3 separate regions of the Mus musculus genome follow, and all the other regions are linked to region 2. The links are chromatin loops, found by intact Hi-C in ENCODE. Cell type or tissue: left cerebral cortex. All regions are shown on one strand.

Region 1 (8,000 bases), 90 kb after region 2:
TACGGGGATGAGTATGGAGTAACTTCACAGTGCTCAGTGGGGAGCACCCTGTAAGGGCTACGGGGATGAGTATGGGGTAACTTCACAGTGCTCAGTGGGGAGCACCCTGTAAAGGCTATGGGGATGAGTATGGGGTAACTTCACAGTGCTCAGTGGGGAGCACCCTGTAAGGGCTATGGGGATGAGTATGGGGTAACTTCACAGTGCTCAGTGGGGAGCACCCTGTAAGGGCTATGGGGATGAGTATGGGGTAACTTCACAGTGCTCAGTGGGGAGCACCCTGTAAGGGCTATGGGGATGAGTATGGGGTAACTTCACAGTGCTCAGTGGGGAGCACCCTGTAAGGGCTATGGGGATGAGTATGGGGTAACTTCACAGTGCTCAGTGGGGAGCACCCTGTAAGGGCTATGGGGATGAGTATGGGGTAACTTCACAGTGCTCAGTGGGGAGCACCCTGTAAGGGCTACGGGGATGAGTGCGGAGTAACTTCACAGAGATAGGATTTGAGTATTGAGTTGACACTAGAAGTATATTAACACTTTCATACAATGATGATAACACATCAGTTAGGACACACAGGGTTCTGGTAATTTTGGTGCAAACTGATGGGCGAAATGAGGGTGACAGCTGAGCTTACAACGCAGCACCACAGCACAAGTCAGCACGTGTGTCAGTCGTTGGCACCTGTCAGCAAGAACAAGACACCAGGGGGGCGGGGAGAAGGTAAGAAAACAGTGAAAGATGTGAGCAAAGAGCCAGGTCAGGCTGGGTGTGCTGAGGAGAATTCTGAGCAGGAAACAATGTACAGGAACTCAGGACTAGGAGAAATGGGTTATCAGTGAGATGGTTCGGCAGTTACAGGTGACGGTAGACTTAATCACCCAGAGCGCCTTCTAAAAGCTCATCCACAGCTTTTAATGTATAATTAAAATACACATTTCATTTACACGGGGGATTTTCAATAATAAAATATATATATAATAAATAAGTCAAATTAAAAAACATACATCAGACAGCTTCATGGGGTTTTTTCTTTTGGAGACAGGGACTCATGCAGCCCAGGCTAGCCTCCAACTCTCAGTGTAGCTGAAGCTGATTTCTGACACTCATTGTCCGTCCTGTCTCCCGAGTGCTGCGTTACAGGTGCTCACCACTGGGCAGTTTACAACCCCCCGGCCTTTTCTTCTGTCTTGGAGGTACTGAGGATTTATTCCAGGGCCGGAGGCATCTCAGGCAAATGCCCTAGCTCAGAGTTACGTCCCCAGCATGGCTTCCTGCCCTTTCAGAGCTGGGACCCCCAAGCCCAGGGAGGTCTGCAGGCAATCTCAGTAATTCTTCTGCTTCTCCTTGCAGTGCCTCCGCCTTCTCATGCAACAGCATCTGCAATGAAAAACCCAGTCATGAGGCCAAATGTACCTGGCTAGAGAGCTGCCAACATTGTATGTCTGCTAAAACCCGAGTTCTGACACACAGATGGCTAACGCTGGGCCTGAAATAGTGAGACTGAAAAATGCCCACTTTACAGCCCACTTTACAAGTTCAGTAAATGAAGACGAGGTATTCTGCTAAAAACCATTTTAGCTGATCACAGCGTTCAGTGCACCAAAAATAAAGAGCTTTCCTACACTCAACGATTTGTTTCACAGAAGACTCAGGCACTTAAACAAAATTTATAATCTATAAAATTTCAGAAAATTTTGCAAAAATTTAATTAGCTCTTGAAACTGTTATCCTTTACGTACGTATTTAATTAGCTCTGCCAACTGTTTCATTTAGCGCGTGCTTTTAAAAGCCCATCAGTATTGCAGAAAGAAAGTTTTCCTAAGGCTCCTACAGAAACATGATCGGAGCTATCACCCTTTCCACTAAAGCGCCTGTGGTGAACGTGACTGGACCCGTTATCCCGCCATCGGCTTCCTCTCTCTCCTGTCAGTTGCCCTCCTGTATTTTTGTTTTAATTAATTAGTTAATTAACGTGTATGGGTGTTTTGTCTGCATGTATGTGAATACACCATGGTTCTTGGAGGCCAGAACATTGCTCACATTGCTAAGATCGGAGATGCTGTGATGGCCATGAGGGTGCTGGGAGTGTGAACCCCAGTCCTCTGGAAGAGCAGCCAGTGCTCTAACCACTGAACCACCTCTCCAGCCCGCTTCCTAAAGTTAGTTTTTGAGGTAGGATTTCACCATGTAGTCTAGGCTGGCCTTAAATTTGAGATCTTCCTGTGTCAAGGAATATGCATGCAATATGCACATGCAATATGCATGCTGCCATGCCTGGAAATATGGTTAATTTCAAACACAGCACACAAGAAAGAAAGAACTGCCAAGCACAGTGCATAGCCTGTGTGCTGGGCTGCCTTCAGTTCCCTCAGGCAGGGGCAGAGGCAAGGGCATCCCTACCCATCCAAGAACACCTCAGCTACTGGGACAGAGTCCATCGTGGATGCTGTATCCATAAACACTCCAAATGTCTCCACCACAGACCACTGTGAAGATCAGCTAAGGCCATGCTCGTGTGTGAGCACCACTCAGCACCATGAGAAGGAAGTTCTTTTTAGCAGTTCTTCTGCTTCACGTACGAGAATGACTATCTCAGTGAGGGCTTCTAATGCTGCAGCAAAACACCACGACCAAAAGGTAACTCGGGGAGCAGAGGGTTTGGGGGCTTACACGTCCACACTGCTATTTATCCCTGGAGGAAGCCAGGGGGGAGCTCACACAGTGCGGGAACCTGCAGGCAGGGCTGATGTGAAGGCCATGGAGGGTGCTGCTTACCAGCTCGATCCGCTTGCTTTCTGGACCACCAGCCTAGGGACAGGACCACCCAAAAGGGCTGGGCCCTTCCCCAGCAATCACTAAGAAAATATGTAATAGCACGATCTTACAGAGGCTTTTTCTCGATGGAGGATTCCCCCTTTCAGATAACTCTAGTTTGTGTGTCAAGTAGACACGAGACTATCTAGCACAGTAACATAACAATGAAGTTTTAAAAAGCTAAGCAATGTACACACTTGTGACCAAGGACATAATACCAGATTGCTGTAATGGCTTCACCCACACAAACAGAATAGCAGCAATCTTGAAATGGGGATGGAAGAGAGCAAATAGCCTGAAGCCATGGAACTCAACAAAGAAAAGAGAAACTCCTGCTTTAAAACTTTGAAAAGTATAGCCAGAAAGAATAGGCTGGCTCCAGAGGGCAGTGCGCACGTATGGGTGGTAGAAATCTCCAGAGGTAAATTTAACCTCAGCCCACTGCGATGGCCTTGGGAATGCCCCTGTCAGTGAAGAGCTTGCGGGTACAAGACCGAAGGGAGGCACACTGGAGAGGACTCCCATGAGGAGGCCCAGAAGAGAGCTACAAGACGGCCTCAGAACAGCGTTAATTTTTAGGGTCTCTCTCCTCGGCAATCCTGTGTCAAAAACAGGAAATCTGTGTACCCTGGGCCTTTTTGTTTTAAGTGTGTTTTATGAGTATGGATGCTTGCTGCATGTGTCTGTGCACCCCGTGTGTGCAGTGCCCTCAGAGGTCAGAAGAGGACATCCGATCCCCTAGAACTAGAGTTACAGAGTGCTGTGAGCTACGGACGTGTTTTTGGTAAACCGTTATTCGATGCGAGTTGCTTCGCTCGGATATCTCATCACGATGCTACGGCGTATTTGCGAGGAAGGCTTGCTCACCTTGGCTGAGGAAACAATCTGCCTGGCTTGCCGTCTGGACAGATGATCAATTGTCTTCACCAACACTTCTGGGTTGGCATTGGCTAAGTGCATGATGCTCCTGTAACCTGCGTTATATAGCTGTTTTGCTCGACCCTAAAGTATTAAAGAAAAAAAAATACTATGAGTATTTGGGATTATTAAAAAAGAAAAAAAAACCCCACATGCAACAGATAGGAAGAGACACAGACAGTAATGTAAATGTGAGGAGGTAACCCAGCAGAACACTGCAGAGCTTTGAGGAGATGTTTGGGCTCTAATCTGAAAGGTACCGAGGGGAGCTTTCCACAAGGTCTAAGTCGGCTGCTGGGACAAAGCCAGGGAAGGGAACCCAGTCAGGCGCACCTGTGTGCACGCACTTCCTACGCAGAATGAAAAGCAGAGGACAAAAGGACTGAAGCTGATGCGTGCTGCTAACACCCGACTGAGGGTCCTTTCTCCCCACCATCTCCTGCCATCAGTCTGTCCGTCAGTCATCACTGCACTGGGTACAAACTGACAGAGAGTAACTCTTTACTCCAGTGGAGAAAGAGGAGCTATGGTTGAGTCGCAGGGCACAGTCCTTGGGGGAGAGTGGAGCCCAAGTTCTCATACGGGAGATCTTTCATCATATCCACTTCTCAGACATAGTGGCTTCCTGGGAGGCCGTGGCATCATTTGATTTAAAACGAAGGAAACGAGAAAGACTTCTGGGCGACCTGATCTGGGATCAGCTGAGTCTCCTGTCTGGGAAGGTCTAGAAGGACTGACTGACCCCAGCGTAGGCCCCACTTTCTGTTGTCTGCCAGCAGCCCAGGCCGAGGAGGTTGGAGGGGAGCTGGGCAGTGGCGGCGAGCACCTTTAATCCCAGCACTCAGAGGCAGAGGCAGAGGCAGGAGGAGCTCTGACTTTGAGGCTAGCCTGGTCTGAAGAGAAAATTCAAGGACATCCAGGGATGCAAAGAGAAATCCTGTTTCAAGAAACCAAAGGAGTTTGGGGGTGGTGGTGGAAGGAGAGAGGAAGAGGTGTGCTGAAAGCAGGGATGGGGTTGCTCTGCTGGCCCACGTGGAAGCCTGGGCTCTTCTACACCTCCCTCCCTTGTTCTGAGACACAGGCTATTTTAATTCACAATGTTTCTGGCCTTAGCTCAGGCTTGCTCCCCACTGGCTTCTAACCGATATCAACCCGTTCACACTGTTCTACGTCTGCCGTGCTGATGGCTGCTTCTCCTCAGTTTCACACACCCGCCTTCGGAGTCCGGGTAGTGGTAATGTTCCTGCCTCTCTCTCCCAGAGTTCCTCTCTCCTGCAAGTCCCACCCACTCTCTCCTGCCAGGTCACCCAGCTCTTTACTGAGCACTGAGCTTTTACACAGTGCACATGAGACTATCCCTGCATGCCCAACTCTGCTCTGTTTCTGACTGCATCTACCCTGCTGCTGCCTCCAGTCCTTGCTGCTGCTGAAACCCAGCTTCCTCAGTCTTCACGTGGGGATCAGCAGCTCTCCGGGAACTGCTCGGGGTTCAGTCTCAGGACCAGCCAGCAACGCAGGCCCATCCATCAAGTCCTCTGTTTCTATGTGCTGATTCCATCGGTTCTGTTCCTCCACAGGACCTGGAACAGTAGGACTCTTTCTAGAACCTACCACGCAGTAACACTTCAGAAGACCGTAAAACTTGTTTTTCTGTTAGAAGACATGAACTCAGTTAGGAGGGTGGGATGAGGCTGACCTCTAAGACCCCGGTCACTTCCATGAGAGGGATTAGCTCCGCCTTCACGCAGTACGTCAGCTTCTTGGTGAGTTCCACCAAAAGGGCTTTGTAAACCCAAAATTCCTCCAGCTCCTGAGCAGACAAAGATGCATCGTTGTAAGTTCTGTATTTTATGTAAGTTACATACTGAGCTGCAGCTCGGAGGAGCGAGGGCTAAGGGAGATAGAGCCTCCCAACCGCAAGGAAGCATGGAGCCTTGGGAGCTTTTGGAGGAGGAAAAAAGACTGAAAATTAAGAAAAAAGTTATTTCTAATCAAAATTTCAGAAGTGTCTGTACAGTTTTGTTTGTCGAGTGACTCTAAAGAGTTTTTACTTGTGGGAGTTAACCCAGAGATGAAGTATTAAATAAGGACAGTCACATGCAGCGTGGTAGTCAACAAAGCCCTTAAGCTAACGAGAACAGGAGCTCTGAGTAGGGCATGACGCGTGGCTGGAGGATATCACATCAGCCTGTCTGTGTAAGAGCCACGCGTGAGGCCTGGGGCCCTGGCTCCGGGTTAAGTGCATGAGACACAAGCTTGAGCACCCACAGAAAAGTCCTGTGCGGCTCAGTGGCACACGCCTGTAGCCCTGGGGGCACTGTGTGCTTGTACACGGGTGTGCAGCCAAAGTGGTGAGCTCCAGGCTCCGTGAGAGACCCTGTCTCACATCCACACTGACAGCAGTGTGAAAGACTCTAGACCAACTGCCACATGGCCGGCACTGCGCTGCCCTGGTGGCACAGGCTCTTCCACCACAGGGGAGGAAGAACGTCACTAAGTTTTCACTACTAATCCTGGTTAGAGATCATCTCCACTAGCACAGCTGCTGAACAGAACAGAGCTATAGAGTGAAAATACACCAATGACCCTTCATTAGCACTTACGGCACACTTAGTTATTAACATTCGTAGACTACAGAGGTTTAAGATAGGAAAGAAAATTGAATTAAAACCTGGTGAGCGGTGTGTGGTGGTGCATACATTTAATCCCAGCACTCAGGAGGCAGAGGCTGCCATACACACATACACACACACACACACACACACACACGCACATGCATATATATGATATATAACATGTATAACATATATAAATAAAATATTAATTTTAGCATCATGTATATACACCTATCATGTAGAGCCTATGTTTGACGTAGGGCTGCCTGCCCGACACTAGAAGTAAATGTGTATGTCCCCATGGCTGTCCAGAAGATGTGGGACTGAGCAGTCCCCTGGCCGCTGACGGACTCGGGTAACTGACCAAACCCCTCATCACTCCCGAGTCGTCACACAGAAGCCAGGTTGTAAGGGATAGCCTGGAACCATCGGCCCTGGTCCTGAGAACAGGCGGGCTCTGCACTTCCCACTGCTGAAGCGTTTTAGCTGACTTGGGAATTCCTGCATCGTTTCCATAAGCTCAACACAGTCCTCATGTAAAAAGGCAGAAACCAAGAAAGGCTTTAAATAAAGCTGCATGCTCCGAAAGAACACAGTGACTCAGCAGGGAGGAGAGAGGCAACTGCTTTCAAGTTTACCAGGGTTAACGTGAGAAGACACCAGTTAACTGATTACCTCACAGAAATGTAACACGCAGGAAGAGAAGGAGGCAGCTCCCATAAGCAGGTTCTGTATGTATCCTCGGGGCAGGTTAAACTTCTCAGACACACTCCAAACATTGGTCTCTTTCAGCAAAGAATAAAGCACAAACGACAGGTAGAGTCTGTTGACAACGTTCTTGTCCACCTTCTATAAAGACACAAAAGGTGTCCTAAGTGGGTGGGCTGTGGCTGCGGGGACAGAGGCGGCACAGAGCCCCTGGCCAGCCACAGAGGAGTCAAGGTCACTTGTCTCTGTTCTGCAGAGGAGAGCAGATCGAACCTTCACAACCGTGACAGCTTGGGACGAGGGCCTTGGCAGATGCGGTTAGTTCAGGACCTGTAAATGACGCCAGCCAGGATTTACCCCGGGCCCTGAACTTGCTGACTGGAATCTTCATAAATGAGGACAAGACAAGGAGATGCACAAGTCAGTGAAAAGCGAGCTCAGGTCAAAGAGATCACGTGTGAGCCAAGGAGCTGTCACACCCGAGCCATACAACTAGGAGGAAACACGGAGGCTTCTCCTTGCAGCCTACCCAAGAAGCCAGGGTAGCCTCCCAACTGGGAGAAACCGGGCCGGCCTCACATATGCTGAGGGGATGGGAGGCATGGAGGCTCCTGGGCCCCCAGATAAGCAGTAGGGGCCAGGAACGGTAACAGTCAGAGGTGTTCCTTCACGGGAAGAGGTGTAGAACCTCTTGTACATCCAGAAGGCTGGGAGTGATGTGCCTAACAGTCCGGTGAGCTCTGAGCTTCTTACGGCCTTGTTTTCTCGTCACTCTGTAGGACCTGTCCTTATGGGAGATGTCACATGTGCTTCCCAAAGCCCTTCGGTGTATTCATATTGTGCACATGGGACTGAGTTACTTATTACCAGGAACATTTTTACCAAATTGTGCCGTGCTTAAATATGCCTAAAATAAAAGACTCGGGACCAGACTCTCAAAGT
Region 2 (8,000 bases):
TAAGGAACGCAGAGACTGAGAGATGGAGTCACGGTTTGCCCAAAGCCACAGTGTTAAGACAGAATTCTAAACCAGCAGTCTGGTGGAACCATAAGTCAAAAATTCCTTCTCATACCCATGTCCCAACCCCACAAAAACCCTACTTCTGTCCCCACTGATTGCCAGGGGCACTCCTTTCTATCTTCCCTGTGACACTTTCATTCCTTACAGTTATTCTGTGAAGAAAGGTGTAGAGGTAGTGAGAAACGCCAAACAGGCTGTAGACAGACTTGTTTATTATAAAATGGAAAGATTCTCTGGGAGAGGAAATACAATGGTCAGATTCTGAATGGGATGGGCAGGGCAGGGCTAAAGGTCTGTGTAGACTGAGCTTACAATTCTCTAACGATAGATTTCCCTTAGGACAACCCGCAACTGCAGTGAAGAGGGAAACACACTGCCAACCTGGTGGAAAGAGCGCCACCTGCCAAAACTTCCTGAAATGACACCGGTTGACTGACCAGTGATGTAGCCCAGTGGTAGGTAAGTCCCTTGACTAGCCTATGGGAGACCCTTTGAGTTCCACTCCTAGTACTGAGAAACAACAAAAAAGCTTTGCTACTGCCTTCTAAAACACAACGACTAATACTGCTCTATGAAAGTAAGTAGATATAACATCAATACAGTAAAACAATAACTGTATCACTGTCTTACAAGACATATACATATTAAACCAGGAACTCTACTGTCAATTTCTGCTCCTGACACAAGGCAGGGGTCCAAAACTATTCACAGAATGAATTTTACCTTGTAACTGTCTTATTTAGAATCAAAACATACAGGCCAGTATCTTAAGGCACTCAGCACAAATAACTACAAAGGTACGTTTCTCTAATCTCCAGTTCTGTGACTAATGCCTCAGGAGCCCTTATGTGAAGGCACTATGGTCAAAGTATTTACCATGTGTAGATTAAAGTCAACATTAGCACTTTCCTTTTATAGAGAAAGAAACGACGGTGCAGAGACAGAAAGTAATTTAACCACAGTCCCTCCACTGGATTGAGCTGAAGGTTCAAAACCACAAGGTCTGGCTCAAAAATGTGGCTCAGAATCACTTTATAGAGTCCTGTTACATGGCAGGATGTACAGCCACTAGATTAATGATGCTTAATTGTGAAAACAGAAACAATGGCAGCTGTTGATCTGTCCTGCGTGTCTGCAAGTCTCTCTTGTAGCTTTGTCACCCAGAATCTAAGAACAGAATTATAAAATGCTTGTGTAAACCCTGAATTATACAACACCCTAATAATGGCAGGCCTGCCTTCTATTTAATAGGTGTCTATAATCTCTTGTTGCAGTGATTCGGTGCTTAAAACCCACACAGGGAGCATTCACATCTAGAATATCAACAGTGACACCTGGCTACTGCCACCCCACCCACTTTGTCACCTGGACGCTGAGGCAAGCTCTGGAGTTTGTGGCCAACCTGCAGTACAAAGCAAGCCCTTGTCTTATGCAAAATAAAACAGGTCCAGCCAGGCATGGAGGAGAGTGCCTGCAGTCCTAGCAACTGGGAAATGGAGGCAGGAGGTCAAGGTTAGCCAAAGACACATATGGGACCCTGTCCAAAAACAAACACCAAACCCAAACGGGGCCACGTTGGGGGTCCTGGATAGGTAAAGGCAGAACAAATAAGTTTGGCATTTGGATGTTCTTCCATACGCTGAAACTGTACATACTGACATCTAGATTAGCTGGAATTCAGTTGTATCCCTCTTCCTACATCTTTCCAGGGTTGCAGGTCAGGCTCCTAGTCTTAATGTTTCAGCACTAAGTCTGTTTGTTTGGCTTTTATTTCAGAATATAAAGCCCAGACTGACTTGCAACTTGAATCAGCCCTCCTGCCGTTGGATGTTAGACTATAGATGTGAGCCACCATATTTAGCTACCCTTGGATTTTGAAAATATTTCTCCAAGACCTCTCTACTCTATAATATAGCATTTCCTTTGGAGTACTATTTTTTTCAGTTGTTCGAACTCTGGAGACAGTAAGTTATTTTTCTTTTCCTGTGCATGACCTATACCTCTGATACTTTTCCATACTTTCCTAGGTTATCAACTGTCTTTTCCAGCCAGAAACAAATTCTTTCAAAGCTGGTAGTTTTCCTAGCTCATTCTGTCACTAAGGCCAGGTGACTTCATCTACAACTCCGGGCATCGTTTTACCAACTAGACAGAAACCTTGCGTGCAGACGGAGCTTATATTGTGTCACAGGTGTCAATAGTCCGTGAGCACTTTGATGAAAAAGACTGAGAAAAAGAAGGTCATAGAGAGGCTTGTGTGAGTTTACGTTGGCGGGCAATTCTAAAGCACGATAACCCGGCTGTGTTCAGATGCTCTCAATCTTTGTAACCGGTGATGAGGGGGAAAAAAAGCCCAGTAGTAACACTTTTGGGGTCCTTCTGGTCTGGCTCTGACGAGGAGCCTTGATTTCAATAGTCTTACTTACATGCCCCTTGGGCCTTACATAATTGGAGGCAAAAATCGAAAACTAATGAATGCAGAAATGCTTCAAAACTGCAAATCAACAATCAAAAGCTTCGTGAAAGCAAAGGAGCACCTGCTCACATCTGAATGGGGTAGGAGTGGTCTGGAGTTTGTGGAATGGTCTGGGAATATGTGATTATCAACGTCCGCCTCCGGGACTCCCGGCTCAGAGCGAGGGAAAATCTGCGTGTCCCTGGCTAAGGTCCTGACCGAGTCCCGAGGGGACTGGCCCAATGGGTGCATCGCAGCGGAGTCGCGGTCACTGCGGCCCTGCTCCTCAGGCAGGCAGGCTGTCGAGCGCAGCGCAGCCCAGCCCGCCCCACTCACCTATGGGCTTGTCCAGGCGCATGAGGCGCAGGTAGGGCTGCAGCGGGCGGGGCGCCGAGTTCACCACGGCCGCGGCCGACAGGCTGAGAGCTCGGCCCCGCTGCGTCCCGGGGGCCGGGGCTCGCCGATCCCGCGCGCCCGGAACCCCTGCGCTGCGCACCAGGGCCAATGGGAGCCCGCGCGGACCTCGCAGCCATGCGGACCGAACGGCCCGCAGGCCCCGCGCGAGCCCCGCGCCTCCCCAGCGCAGCATGGCGCCAGGCTGGACGCCGGTCGGTGGCGTCATCCAGGGCGACGGGCCGCGGGCAGGCATGCGCAGTGGTGGCGCGCGCGCTCCTGGAACTGGATTTACAGACCGGGCTGAGCCGTATGGTGCTAGAAATCAAACCTGGGTCCTCTGTAAGGAGAGCAGCAGGTGCTGTTCACCGCTGAGCCATCTCTCCATCTCCAGGCTTCTTAATGAACTCAAAAGGAGAGTGTTTGTTTATTTGTATGGAATAGTTCTACCATAAAAAGAAAAACTTAAGTCCAAAAATGTTAACTACATGGAATGTTCACCTTCTAACACTAAAAGGGAAACAAAAAGCCAAATCAAATTATGTAAATTTTTATATATGTATATTCATATATACATATACTCATATATATACATATATATGAATTTAAGTATATCTATCTATATCTATATACTTAAGGGAAATTCTTTACTCGAGGTGAACCTAAGTTTGACAGCTAAAAAGGATGCAGTTTCACTCAAGAACAACTTCATAACCAGGTGGTGGTGGCGCACTCCTTTAATCCCAGCACTCGGGAGGCAGAGGCAGTCAGATCTTTACGTTTTCGGCCAGCTTACTAAAGAGTGAGTTCCAGGACAGCCAGAGCTACACAGAGAAACCCTGTCTTGAAAAATAAAACAAAGAAAAACAAAACAATAACCAACTTTATGCGACCCTTGTTAATATAGTTGGCCGTTGCATGTTTGCAGGTACCTGGTATGTGTTATTCCACGGTAACCCCTCACTGACTGGCTCTGGACAAGTCGCTTATCTGGATTTTAGTGTTTTGAGATGGTGGTGTATCCTTTTCGGTGCCCTTCCTTAAAGCCTATGAAGTGAGTTCTGTGATCCTGGCCTGGCGCTTGAGGAAGGTGCAGCAGGGGGCGCGCTGGCCTTTGCAGTCTGGGAAGCGCTGCTGGTCCTTTGATCTTTTAGCTCCATCTGCTGCTTGCCAGTTGAGCTCCTCTACAGGTTTGCGGCCTTTGAGGCTCCTTTCTTTTCCCAAAAGTTGCCTCCACGCTGTTTATTTTCAAGCACCCTTTCAGGTAGCATAGGTGCCGCCATGCCAAACACGAGGCTCTTTCACACTTGCACACTATTTCCATTTGCCTGGAGTTCCCAACACAATATTTAAAATGCAAAAATCATTGCGAATGCTTTCTATTTTAGAGGGAAAGGATGATAAAGCTGTTTTTTAAAATTGCTTTTTTTTTATTTGAAAAAAATGTATTTTAAAGTCCACTAACTTTTTCACTCTCAAACCCATTTCAACTTGTCCTGCAGTGGTAGTAGGACATTATAAAAGTAAAGACTAGACTGAGTCCAAAGAATAGTTATTAGCATGAAGCAGGAGCGACCATGGCTCTCTGCCCTGTTCTGTTAACTCCATAGAGGGTCAATAGCAACCTTTTGCTTTTGTGACATGATGTCTGTGGCCTTCCGTGGGAGACACACACACACACACACACACACACACACACACTAAATAACTAAATACATGGAATAAATGTTTGAGGTTTTGGGTTTTTTTGGTTTTTTGTTTGTTTGTTTGTTTTGTTTTATTTATTTATTTATTTATTTATTTATTTTTATTAGGTATTTTCCTCGTTTACATTTTCAATGCTATCCCAAAAGTCCCCCATACCCACCCCCCCAATCCCCTACCCACCCACTCCCCCTTTTTGGCCCTGGCGTTCCCCTGTACTGGGGCATATAAAGTTTGCAAGTCCAATGGGCCTCTCTTTCCAGTGATGGCCAACTAGGCCATCTTTTGATACATATGCAGCTAGAGTCAAGAGCTCCGGGGTACTGGTTAGTTCATAATGTTGTTCCACCTATAGGGTTGCAGTTCCCTTTAGCTCCTTGGGTAATTTCTCTAGCTCCTCCATTGGGGGCCGTGTGATCCATCCAATAGCTGACTGTGAGCATCCACGTCTGTGTTTGCTAGGCCCCGGCATAGTCTCACAAGAGAGAGCTATATCTGGGTCCTTTCAGCAAAATCTTGCTAGTGTATGCAATGGTGTCAGCGTTTGGAAGCTGATTATGGGATGGATCCCTGCATATGGCAATCACTAGATGGTCCATCCTTTCGTCGCAGCTCCAAATTTTGTCTCTGTAACTCCTTCCATGAGTGTTTTTTTGTTTTTTAAAGAAGGTAAAAATGGTTTCAAACTCATATGCCCTGGGAAGTTCTATTCCTGGACTTGGAAAGTATTCTTTTTGTGGAGAGGCTGTGAACCACAAGGGTGAAATAAATAATGAAAATCATTGGAGCAATAAGATAAGGTGCAGATTAAAAGCTAACAGGCATGTGAGCTTAAAAGGTCTCACTAACAAGGCAGACAAGAAAGATTAGGGAAACTTCAATGTTATTGCATTTAACATTCAGTAATGTAACTGAGCACTGGTCTTCATGCGGCCGTGCCTTTCTCATACACCTATCGGCTATTAGAAGTATCTTACCAGCAATTTGTATTGCATATGCCTCTTATTGTACATGCCTCTAAACTACTTTGACTCTTTCTCCCTCTCCCTCCCCCATCTCCTTCCTTCCTTTCTCCCTCCCTCCTTTCCTCCCTCCCTCCCTTCATTTTTTGAAGCTGGGTTGGGCTTTGTAGCTCTGGTTGGCCAGTAACTCTCTATGTAGACCAGGCTGACCTCAAACTCACAGAGATCTGCCTGTTCTGCCTCCCCAAGTGCTGTGATTAAAGAAAGGCACGTGTCACCATGTCCAGCTGCCTCAATAATTTAAAAAACGATTTTCATCTGGGTGTAGTGATGTGTGTGTGTGTGTGTGTGTGTGTGTGTGAGAGAGAGAGAGAGAGAGAGAGAGAGAGAGAGAGAGAGAGTCCACATATGTGTGTGTGAGTGTCTGGGTGTGCATGTGTTCACATGTGTGTGAAGTCAAATATGTGGATCTCAGGGATTTAACCCAGATCAGTCTCAGTGGCCAGCACCAGTGAGCAATGACTAACAAAATAGTCAAGTAAATTTACAAATATTTTTAAATAGGTAGCATACATCAACACAAAACCATACCTCTTACTTCACAGGGAATATGAGTCTATTCTGAGCCACATGCATGACTGTGGTTCAAGAACACGGTTTCAGATTACCCCAGAACCATGTTCCAACATAGAAGTAATAGTACACACCAAAAGGAAGGAATAAATCCTCTGGCAATTAGTTTGGGGTTGGTAGACTAAGTGAATACATTAAAAGGTTTCATGTGATGGTTGGATGTTAGTTCAGAGACAGAGGTTAGCAGTGACTGATTAGCAAGGGAACTAAAGATAGTTGTACTGACTGGTTTTGTGTGTCAGCTTGACTCAAGCTGGAGTTATCACAGAGAAAGGAGCCTCCCTTGAGGAAATGCCTCCATGAGATCTGGCTGTAAGGCATTTTCTCAATTAGTGATCAAGGGTGGGAGGTCCCATTGTGGGTGGTGCCATCCCTGGGCTGGTAGTCTTGGGTTCTATAAGCAAGCAAGCTGAGCAAGCCAGGGGAAGCAAGCCAGTAAGTAACATCCTTCCATGTCCTCTGCATCAGCTCCTGCTTCCTGACCTGCTTGAGTTCCAGTCCTGACTTCCTTTGGTGATGAACAACAATGTGAAAGTGTAAGCTGAAGAAACCCTTTCCTCCCCAACATGCTGCTTGGTCATGATGTTTGTACAGGAATAGAAACCCTGATGAAGACAATAGTCAAAGGTAATTTTGGTTCTGGATCTGTAACATTCTGACTCTACACAATCATGAAGTTCTAATTAATAAGTTGGATAGAATCTACAACATAGTTCTAGCCTTTTTTTTTAAAAAAAAGTAGGAACTTAAATTTACGCAGACAATACCATCTCAGGTTTCAAATATAAATTCTTTGAATATTCAAAATCAAAATGCCTAAGTCCATTTTTGTTATTAGTGTGTGTGGTTGGGGGAGGCACACATGACGCCCTGCATGTTTCGAGGTCAGTTCTTTGTGGGGTCGGTTCTCTCCACGAAACATTACGTGGGTTCCAGGGTTGGAACTTGGGTGGCCTGTTCTTTAGTTTTTGTCAGCTAGTTTATGTCATTAGAAAGATATTTGTGACAGTATGACGGATCACAGGAAATATGAAACTGATGAAGATTCTGTGTCACGTGACATGTCCACTTGCAAGCATCACGTGACATGAGGTGAAAATGGCTAAATAGCTTGTGAGTGTCAGGGAAGAGTCTGCGGAGAGAGTAGAACAATAAGTCGCTTGGATGCTGGAGGAGGTGTTGAGGTTAAGGTCTGAATGTACCTTCACACACACATAAACATTTGTCACCTAGAAAGGAGACAGAGCAGCCAGAGGGAATGCGCACTTGCACACAGACTCACACACACACACACACACACACACACACACACACACACACACACGTGCATGGGAAGGAAACAAGGCACGGGCACATGCTGCTCGGATCTTGTGTGCAGAGAGAACAGAGTTGACGAAGTGCCTAAGGTTAAGACCAATGAAAGGCAGGTGCCAGTTGGTGAAGAACCTCACTGCCCTGTAAGGAATGGAAAGGCACTTGGGTAGTTCCAACAGGGCAGGGAGAATGGGTGGGTCAGTGGTTAAGAACATTTAACCTCTCTTGCAGTAGACCTGATTTCAGTTCCCAGCATGGCTCATAATCATTTGTAACTCCAACTCCAAGGGAATGTGATGGTTTTGCTCCTGCCCTGTGGGGGCTGGTGCACCCATGTCAGCCCATGTTCCCTAGTCCCCACCCACCAGGTAAAATAATAAGAAATCAATCTTGAAAGAGTTTGAGGCAAGGTTGGGATGAATGAACAAGTTAGATGTTGCTACCGTCACACAAGTGAAAAATTAGGCATTGGGCTT
Region 3 (8,000 bases), 120 kb before region 2:
GAAGCTTGTTCTTTTGTCTAGCCTTGCTAGTCAGCGGGCCCCAGAGATTCAATTGTTTCAGCCCTGTGTGTCGGGATTATAAAGTGTTGGACACCACACACACACACACACACACACCCCACACACATACACGTTCACACTCAAACTCATACCCACATGCACACATGCGTGCACACGGGCACACACACAGTCACACATACTCTCACAAACTCATAAACTCACACACCTGCACACTTTCACACATGCATGCATACAGGTGTGAACACACATATTGGACACACACATTGGTTCTGGGACTCCAAACTCAGGTCCTTCTGCTTAAACAGCAAGTAATTTACACAGTGAACCACCCCCCTCCATCATTTAAGCTTTGAGACAGAACTTCTTATGTAGCCCTGAGTAGACTGGAACTTATTTTGTAGACAACACTGGGTTTGAGGGCAACCCTTCTTCTGTCTCCCGGGTTTGGGGGTTACAGGATGCACCACCAAGCCCAGCTTCAACTTGTCTTGTGTACTCTGTAGCTTATATAAGTGGTAAGTTGCTTCATTCATAGACCAAAATGATTCTGGTAAGTTTGTAAAATGTCACCATTATTCAATAAATGTGGCTTAAACGAAGAAAAAAAAATCACAACCAATTATATTACATTATTATAATGAGATGGCACGGGAGACTTAAGAAACTGTCACTTCTGAAGTGTTATTCCAAACAATGAATAACTTCCCCAGCCCCTAATTCTGTGGCCCAAGCCCCACACTAACTCACCATCCAGCTCCTTAGAAAGCGTTCATGGCTCTCCTCCTGTTAATGTCTCTCTTGAGTTGGCACACAGAGCAAACAGGACAGAAGAGTGTGACCATGTAGTCATCACAAATAGATCCCTGTGGAAGACACGGGAGACACATGAATGGAAGCCAGCACTGCTTGTGGGTTTTTGGGGCATTTTAAGGAGAGCCAAAAGCACCGATTCTTTGGATTCTGTTTATTACTTTTTACGGTTTATTTTTTTATTTCGTGTGTGTGTGTGTGTGTGTGTGTGTGTGTGTGTGTGTGTGTGTGTGTGTTCGAGTGCGCCTGTGCACAGAGATGGGGGTGGGGGAGGAGGACCTGCAGGAGTCAGTTCTCTCCCTCCACCCTCTGGGTCCTGGGGATTGAACTTGGGTCGTCCGCTTTGGCCGGAAGTGCTTTTCTATCTGCTGAGCCATCTCATTTGCCCTGGATTCAGTTTAGATACCTTTAGGAAAACGTTAGCTGACTTTCTCCCATGTAACACTTGCTTCTTCATTCTAGGACTTTATAATTCTGAGAATATAAGTGTCAATCAAACTACCAAGTCCGAGAGTACAAGACGGAGACTTAGAACGTCAGATCTCACAGCCCGGACGCTATTTGGCTCAAAACAATTACACCAGGATGAAAAGCACTGGGCACGTGATGTGGCGAGCAGTTTGGGAAGAGATTTAGGGAAGTGGCAAAGAACTTGGGGTCAAAGTACTCCTAAAAACCAATTTAGAAAGTAAAAGTTTGGCAGGAAATGTAACCACACTCGCTTTAAGATACTGACTGTGACACATTTATACACATAAAGCCTGGACAAGGAATTAGGCAAAGGAACACAGAGGCATGGGGTGGGAACCAGGAAGGTAAGGGCACTAAAGCCGGGCTCGCGCTCGGTGGAGTTTGTAGGTAAAGCCCACGCGGAGAAGCGAATGTCCAAGAACATCCAAAGCAAAGGGAATAAAAATTGCTCTAGGCAAAGGAAGTCAGGGAATGACAGTCTATAAAATGAGATCATTTAAAGAACTATTTGCTTGAGGCCTGCAGTTTTCATCCATTAAAAAAGAAATCCACACTAGGAAACAGGGAAGTAAGGCAATTTGGGATAAACACAGAAGGTTAGAATTCCCATCCTCGAAGGAGAAAAGTCAAGCAAGAGTCGCAGAACTCACAACAGGAAGCAGCCATGGGCGGAGAGGTGGGGACGTTACACTAGATAAACCCCAAGTTAAGCATCAGGGAACAGGGAAATCGGGCAGAGAGCCAAACCTGCCCTAGGGCAGTTGTCCTGGGACGCTAGGGCAGAAGGTCCAATCCCAGAGCCTCCCAATGTGGGCCTCAGGGCTCCAGGAGACGCACAGGAGAAAAGGGTGGGTATTGTCGCAGGTCTTAAGACTGGGTGCACACACTCCAAGATACTAACAAATATCCCTCCGAGACTATCAATCTACAAACCATCAGCATTTACAGAAATGTGTTCCTGTAAGTCACAAGGACAGAAGCATAGCCGAAGAAGATGCTCACAAGTTATTGTTTATTACCAACCAGGCAGTGGACTTGGTAACTAAAGGGTTCAATTTTCACTTTTTACTTCATACGTTTCTATTTTAAGTTTGTTAGTTTTTTTTAAATTAGATAGATATTTACTTTGCAATTAAAAGATACCGATTAAATTTCTCAAGTGAAAAAACAATTTCAGTGAAATTAAAATAGATTCCTGGAAAATGCTGCATGCTTTTTTGCTTTCTGTGATGGTCAAGTTTATGTCTTACCTTGTCTAGGCCATAGATGGACATAGATGTGTGGTTCAACATCATTCTAGAAGTTTGTTGAAGATGTATTTGACATAAAAATTAATGTTTAAGTCTGTAGACTTGGGATACAATAGATCACTTTACATAACATAGATGGACCTCTCTCTTCCAGTTAGTGAAAGACCTTTTTATTGGGACCTGAGACTCAGTGAGTCTGGCCAGGGGGCCACAGAGATCCACCTGTCCCCACCTCCCCAGTGCTGGGATTGACCTCAGGTCCTTAGGCTTGCAGAGCAAGGATTCACCAACTGAGCTCTCTCCAGCTTTATCCTCTGGCCTGTCCCTCCTGACGCCCCTTCTTTCTGACAGGGTCATGCTATGTACCTCAGGCTGGTGTCAACCTCTTAATCTTCCTGCCTCAACTTCCAAGCCCTAAAATCTCAGGGGTGTGTGTGTGTGTTATCACCCTCAGCTAGCTGAAGACCTTGATAGAAAAAAAAATGGATTTCTCTTGAATAGGAAAAAAGTCTGCTTGTAAATTGCCCGTGGACTTGAATGCCAATTCATCCACAAATATCTATCCAGCTCGACAGCCTACTCCCCAAGTTTATGACTTATGGGTTTCCATCATGGCTTTAAAATCACCAACGGGTCTCTCTCTTTCTCTCTGTTTTTCTTTTTCTATTAATTAATTAAATATATTTGAACTCTATCTGCACCTGTTAGGCCAGAAGAGGGCATCAGATCCCATTACAGATGATTGTGAGCCACCATGTGGTTTCTGGGAATTGAATTCAGGACCTCTGGAAGAGCAACCTTAACTCTTAAGTGCTGAGCCATCTCTCCAGCCCCAGACATTCATTTTTCTTTATCTCTGTCTCTCTTTCTATAGTCACACACAGAGGGAAGCAAATGTATGTATGTGTGTATATAGTCATATATATATATATATATATATATATATATATATATATATATATATATATATATATATATGAATGTGTATATATAGGAATATGTGTACACACACACACACACACACACACACACACACTCATCTACGCACCCTGTAATTCTGATTAAAAGACTACCCCATTTCATAGAGTGTTATAATGTTAAGCGCATGGACAGACAGTTTGGATTGGATATTCCCCTCTCTGTTATTAGAGCACATCTTTGGGTCAAAGACTCTACCTCTTACACATTTTGAAGTCTTCATTGGTAAAACATGGCAGACCTTCCCCCACAAGACACAAGCATTGGTGGCGGGTTTAGTTACCTAATGCGTACACATTGCAAACACGAGTTACTTCCTTAATAGAACGTTGAGGAACAGAAAGGAAGAATGTATTACTGCTGTGTCCACTGAATTTAGGGTTGTAGCTCCTTACAAAATTCTGGCCAATCAAACTCAGAGCTTGGATATTGTCAAATGGCAGCCACTCGGACAACAGCTACGGTAAATACAGTTGCCAGCTAGAATGATACCAAAGGTAAGAGACTCACAGGAATGCCGTATCGGGTTCGGTAGAGAGTCCTCATGGCCACCGTTGTTCCACACAGACAACACTCATTCATGTCAGCTGCCACTTGACATCCAAGACAAGTGAAACAAAAGGTCCCACAGAGGCCTGGAAACATGAAAACAGGGGTACATGTTACTTTAGTCTGTCCCCATTGGCTACACCAAGATGAGGCCTTTCTCCTCTCTGCTGCAAGTCTGGCTTCGTTGTTTGGGTGGGGCTTCATTATGACCCCACCCCATCATTTCAAGAGGGACCGTACAGGAAAAGACCTAGCCCTTTTCCAGTAGTACGACTCATGTATAAATTACTGCAATCTATTCATAAAACCCTTGGTACTAACAATGTCCCCAACCGAAATCCAGTTGCAGGATACAATAGGAAAGATTAGGAGATAGGAAAGATAGGAGAACCAGCCTAGGATGCCCTGGGTCACTTCAGAGTGGTGCCTGCAAGGCTCTAACTGGGAAATACTACTTGAGCTGAATGGTGGAGCATGCTTAGAAATGTTTTTAACAACTAAAGGGGGAATAAGGCCTCTTTGAGGTAATTTGTCTCATCCATTCACTGTGGCCAAGGTGCTGGGTGGAAGAGGGGTGTGTGTGTGTGTGCGTGTTGATTATAAACTAGGAGTATTTATGTATGCATCAAGGCCAGGAAGAGCCACCAAGTATTTTGTAAGAGATTAATTTGCTCAGATCTGCATTAAGAAAATCTGTCATAGGGGCTGGAGAGATGGCTCAGAGGTTAAGAGCACTGACTGCTCTTCTAGAGGTCCCGAGTTCAAATCCCAGCAACCACATGGTGGCTCACAGCCATTTGTAATGGGGTCTGGTGCCCTCTTCTGGTGTGTCTGAAGACAGCTACAGCCTACTCATACATTAAATAAATAAATAATACATAAATATTAAGAAAGAAAATCTGCCATAAACCAAGTGGTGGTATGTGCCTTTAATACCAGTACCCGGGAGGCAGAGGCAGGTGGTATTGAATTTGAGGCCAGCCTGGTCTACAGAAAGAGTTCTAGGACAGCCTGGGCTACACAGAGAAACCCGCCTCCAACAAACAAACAAACAAACAAACAAATGACAGAGAGAGAGTCAGAGACAGAGACAGAGAGACACAGAGAGAGAGACAGAGAGAAAATAAAGGAAGGAAGGAAGGAAGGAAGGAAGGAAGGAAGGAAGGAAGGAAGGAAGGAAGGAAGGAAGGACAGATGGAAGGAAATTTGCCCCCAAACAATGAAGGCTGCATTAGAACTCACCCCATCACCCCACACGAACTTTTAAACATTACATTTTATTTAATGTGTGCAGACACATGACAGGGTCAGAGGATAATTTTCAGGGGTTGGTCCTTTCCTTCCACCATGTGGGTCCTGGGGAACAGGGCCACAGTCACTTTCCCCACTGAGCCATCTTGGCAGCCCTACAGTAAAACTCACATATCCAAGTAAGGGTACATTCAGATAATCAAGTAGCTACTTGGGGCTGGAGGAGTAAAAGTTAGTCTTTAGCCACTTTGACGTCGCAATCATGTCGTGGGACTCGTTAGTCAATGAGCCCCCATTACCTAGTGAAGCATTGGAAAGCTGTGGGCAAACTCGACTGGAATTCCATGCCTTTGCTTTCTATGCAGTTATTGGCTTCCTTCGGTTCCAAGTTCCATCCCACTTCGAGTTAAAGCTTGTGTACTCCCATCCTGACCATTCTGAGGAGTTTTGCTTCAAAGCAAACCTCTCCTTCCTGAATTGCTGAGGACAATTGCTGATTCCCTTTGCCGCCCACCTCGATGTCTTCCACGTTCACTCAGAGAGATCTTATTGCAGACAGGGCAACTTTTGTTTTTTGGATAGTTTGATTGTTTGTTTGTTTGTTTGTTTTGAGACAGGGTTTCTCTGTATAGCCCCGGCTGTCCTGGAACTCACTCTGTAGACCAGGCTGGCCTCGAACTCAGAAATCCTCCTGCCTCTGCCTCCCGAGAGCTGGGATTAAAAAGGCATGTGCCACCACGCCCGGCAAGGGCAACTGTAGAGATTCAGTGCTGAGACTCTCTGAAAGTGTCCTGTGACTGACTATAAGACAAGATTTACTGTATATGCAACCAAGAAGAGATCTAATTGCCATTGTGTTTTTATTTTATTTTTTTAAATCAGGTTTAGGGGACTGGAGAGATGGCTTAGTGATTAAGAGCACTGGCTGCTCTAATCTTCTAGAGTACCTGGATTCAACTCCCAGCACCCACATAGCAGCTCACACTGTCTATAACCCCAGTTTCGGGGATTCAACACCTTCATACAGGCATATATGCAGGCAAAACACCAATGCACATAAAATAAAAATAAATACATTTTTTAAAAGTCAGGTTTAGCCAGATGGTGGTGATATACACCTTTAATTCCCAGCAGAAGCAGGTGGATCTCTGAATTCCAGGCCAACCCAATCTACAGAGAGAGTTTCAGGATCGCCAAAGCTAAAACAAAGAAACCTTATTTCAAAAAAACAAAGCAAACAAACAAACAGCCCCTCAGATTTAAGTAAAAAAGTTTCATAAATAATCTGTTTACAATTTCTAGGCCAGGCCCATTCAGTTTTAGGATCATTTAAGGCTTTCAATGCTACCTTAACTTAAGGATTTATTTTTAGGGGTAAGTTGATTTTCTTTTTTTCTTTTTTTTTTTTGGTGGTGGTGGCTGGAGAAGAACTGGGTATAATGAGTAGACTGTCTTTGACGTTTCCTGTAACATTCCCAGATTCTCAGGAGTCTGTAATGAGTTAGTAACTTAGCAACTTTCCACACAGTAAGGGAGGAGTAGGATGGGTATATCAATTATAGGGACACCTTCCCCGTACTCACAGACTCCGCAGTCACTGAAGCAATCACACAGGCTGGTCTGCCAGTTGGAATTTTGGGGAGCACGAACGAATCCAGGTTGAGTCACGATAACTGTTGGTGCCTGAGCCATCTTCGATGCGAGGTCTCAAAAGACCAAGTCTGCAAAAGAAAATGTTGGCGTTTCAGCCTGAAGCTGCTCTGGGAAGGTACTGTGTCCTGCCCTTTAGTTAGCCCTACCTGCTGTGCTCCACTGGCTAGGGACAGGACGTGGTTGGAGAAATCAGCTTGTTGATCTATAAAGAGCATTTCAGTCTCCACCTCCGAGAGGAGAGAGGCCTCAGGGGAAAGGAATTCACTGAACTGGTAAGGTGAACAGGTGTCTCTCATGGGTGAAAGAAACCAAAGGGGAGGCGGTGATCTTGATCGCGTGCTATTTTATACAGGTCCCTGATGTCCAGAGGATGGGAAACAAACCATTGGCCTGGGACAAGGTAGGGTTGCAGAACCGTGGAAAACAACCTCTTCTTGAACGGAACAGCCTAAGCTTAGTGCAAGCCCACTCTCTTCCCGCTCTTGCTCAGCTGCCTCGGTTTTCCACACAACTCTCCTGAATCTAAGCGGCTCCATCACTTCACGTTCACCGGAACCTGAACCTTCTATCCGTGCAGCTTAGCCCATGACTCGTGGCAGGGGCTGGCAAGTCCTTCCAGTCACCCCAACTGCTTTCCTAGTGTTGTGTTTTTGTTGTGGAGGATGCTGACTTGTTTTCCCGAGTCAGCATCTCATCACGTAGCCCAGGCTAGCTTCAAGCTCATGCCCCGCCCCCTGCGCCCTGCCCCCTTGCTTCAAGCCTTCCATATGCTGGCATTACAGGTGTGTGTCACAATTCCCAGCTGAGCAAAGCCTTTATGAAGTATGTCTTGTTAGAATATCTCTTCATTACGAGGGAGTGCTGAGGTTCAGGGGTGTGACGTAGATTTGGAATGACAGTGCCTTGCCTCCTCAGTCCCTTGATACAGGGCCCCACCAGCAAGCCCCAACCATCCCTTTTGTCTCTTCTCTATAGTGCTGGGAGACATGTGTGCAGACACTCCTGGCTTTTTACTTG

The links. A loop is a pair of places that touch in the nucleus more often than their neighbours do. Peaks named below come from ENCODE experiments on the same cell type or tissue, not always from the same donor. Only the 100,000 strongest peaks of a DNase experiment are listed, where the experiment ranks them.
Region 1: it touches region 2 in a loop (2.2-fold over the local background); 2 of 42 quality-filtered maps call a loop at or near these places.
Region 3: it touches region 2 in a loop (2.6-fold over the local background); 30 of 42 quality-filtered maps call a loop at or near these places.

The regions. Positions count from the first base shown.
Region 1 is chr5:100,761,257-100,769,256 of GRCm38, forward strand. Helq (helicase, POLQ-like) reads right to left here. Exons shown (of 18, transcript NM_001081107.1): 15 at 7,026-7,199; 16 at 5,432-5,545; 17 at 3,685-3,819; 18 at 892-1,380. The coding sequence ends at 1,243. Among named protein-coding and RNA genes, the nearest start is that of Helq, 33 kb to the right of the region's middle. In left cerebral cortex, no CTCF peak of the experiment used is centred here; DNase peaks (open chromatin) are centred at 4,941 and 6,932.
Region 2 is chr5:100,671,135-100,679,134 of GRCm38, forward strand. It overlaps Coq2 (coenzyme Q2 4-hydroxybenzoate polyprenyltransferase), which reads right to left and starts at 3,122. Exons shown (of 7, transcript NM_027978.2): 1 at 2,855-3,122. The coding sequence starts at 3,107. In left cerebral cortex, CTCF peaks have their summits at 462 and 4,004 (motif pointing right); DNase peaks (open chromatin) are centred at 467, 3,148, 3,713 and 4,017; H3K4me3 peaks cover 2,018 bases; H3K27ac peaks cover 910 bases.
Region 3 is chr5:100,555,712-100,563,711 of GRCm38, forward strand. It overlaps Plac8 (placenta-specific 8), which reads right to left. Exons shown (of 5, transcript NM_139198.3): 2 at 6,914-7,051; 3 at 4,041-4,165; 4 at 769-884. The coding sequence starts at 7,022. The coding sequence ends at 780. Among named protein-coding and RNA genes, the nearest start is that of Plac8, 12 kb to the right of the region's middle. In left cerebral cortex, a CTCF peak has its summit at 3,285 (motif pointing right); no DNase peak of the experiment used is centred here.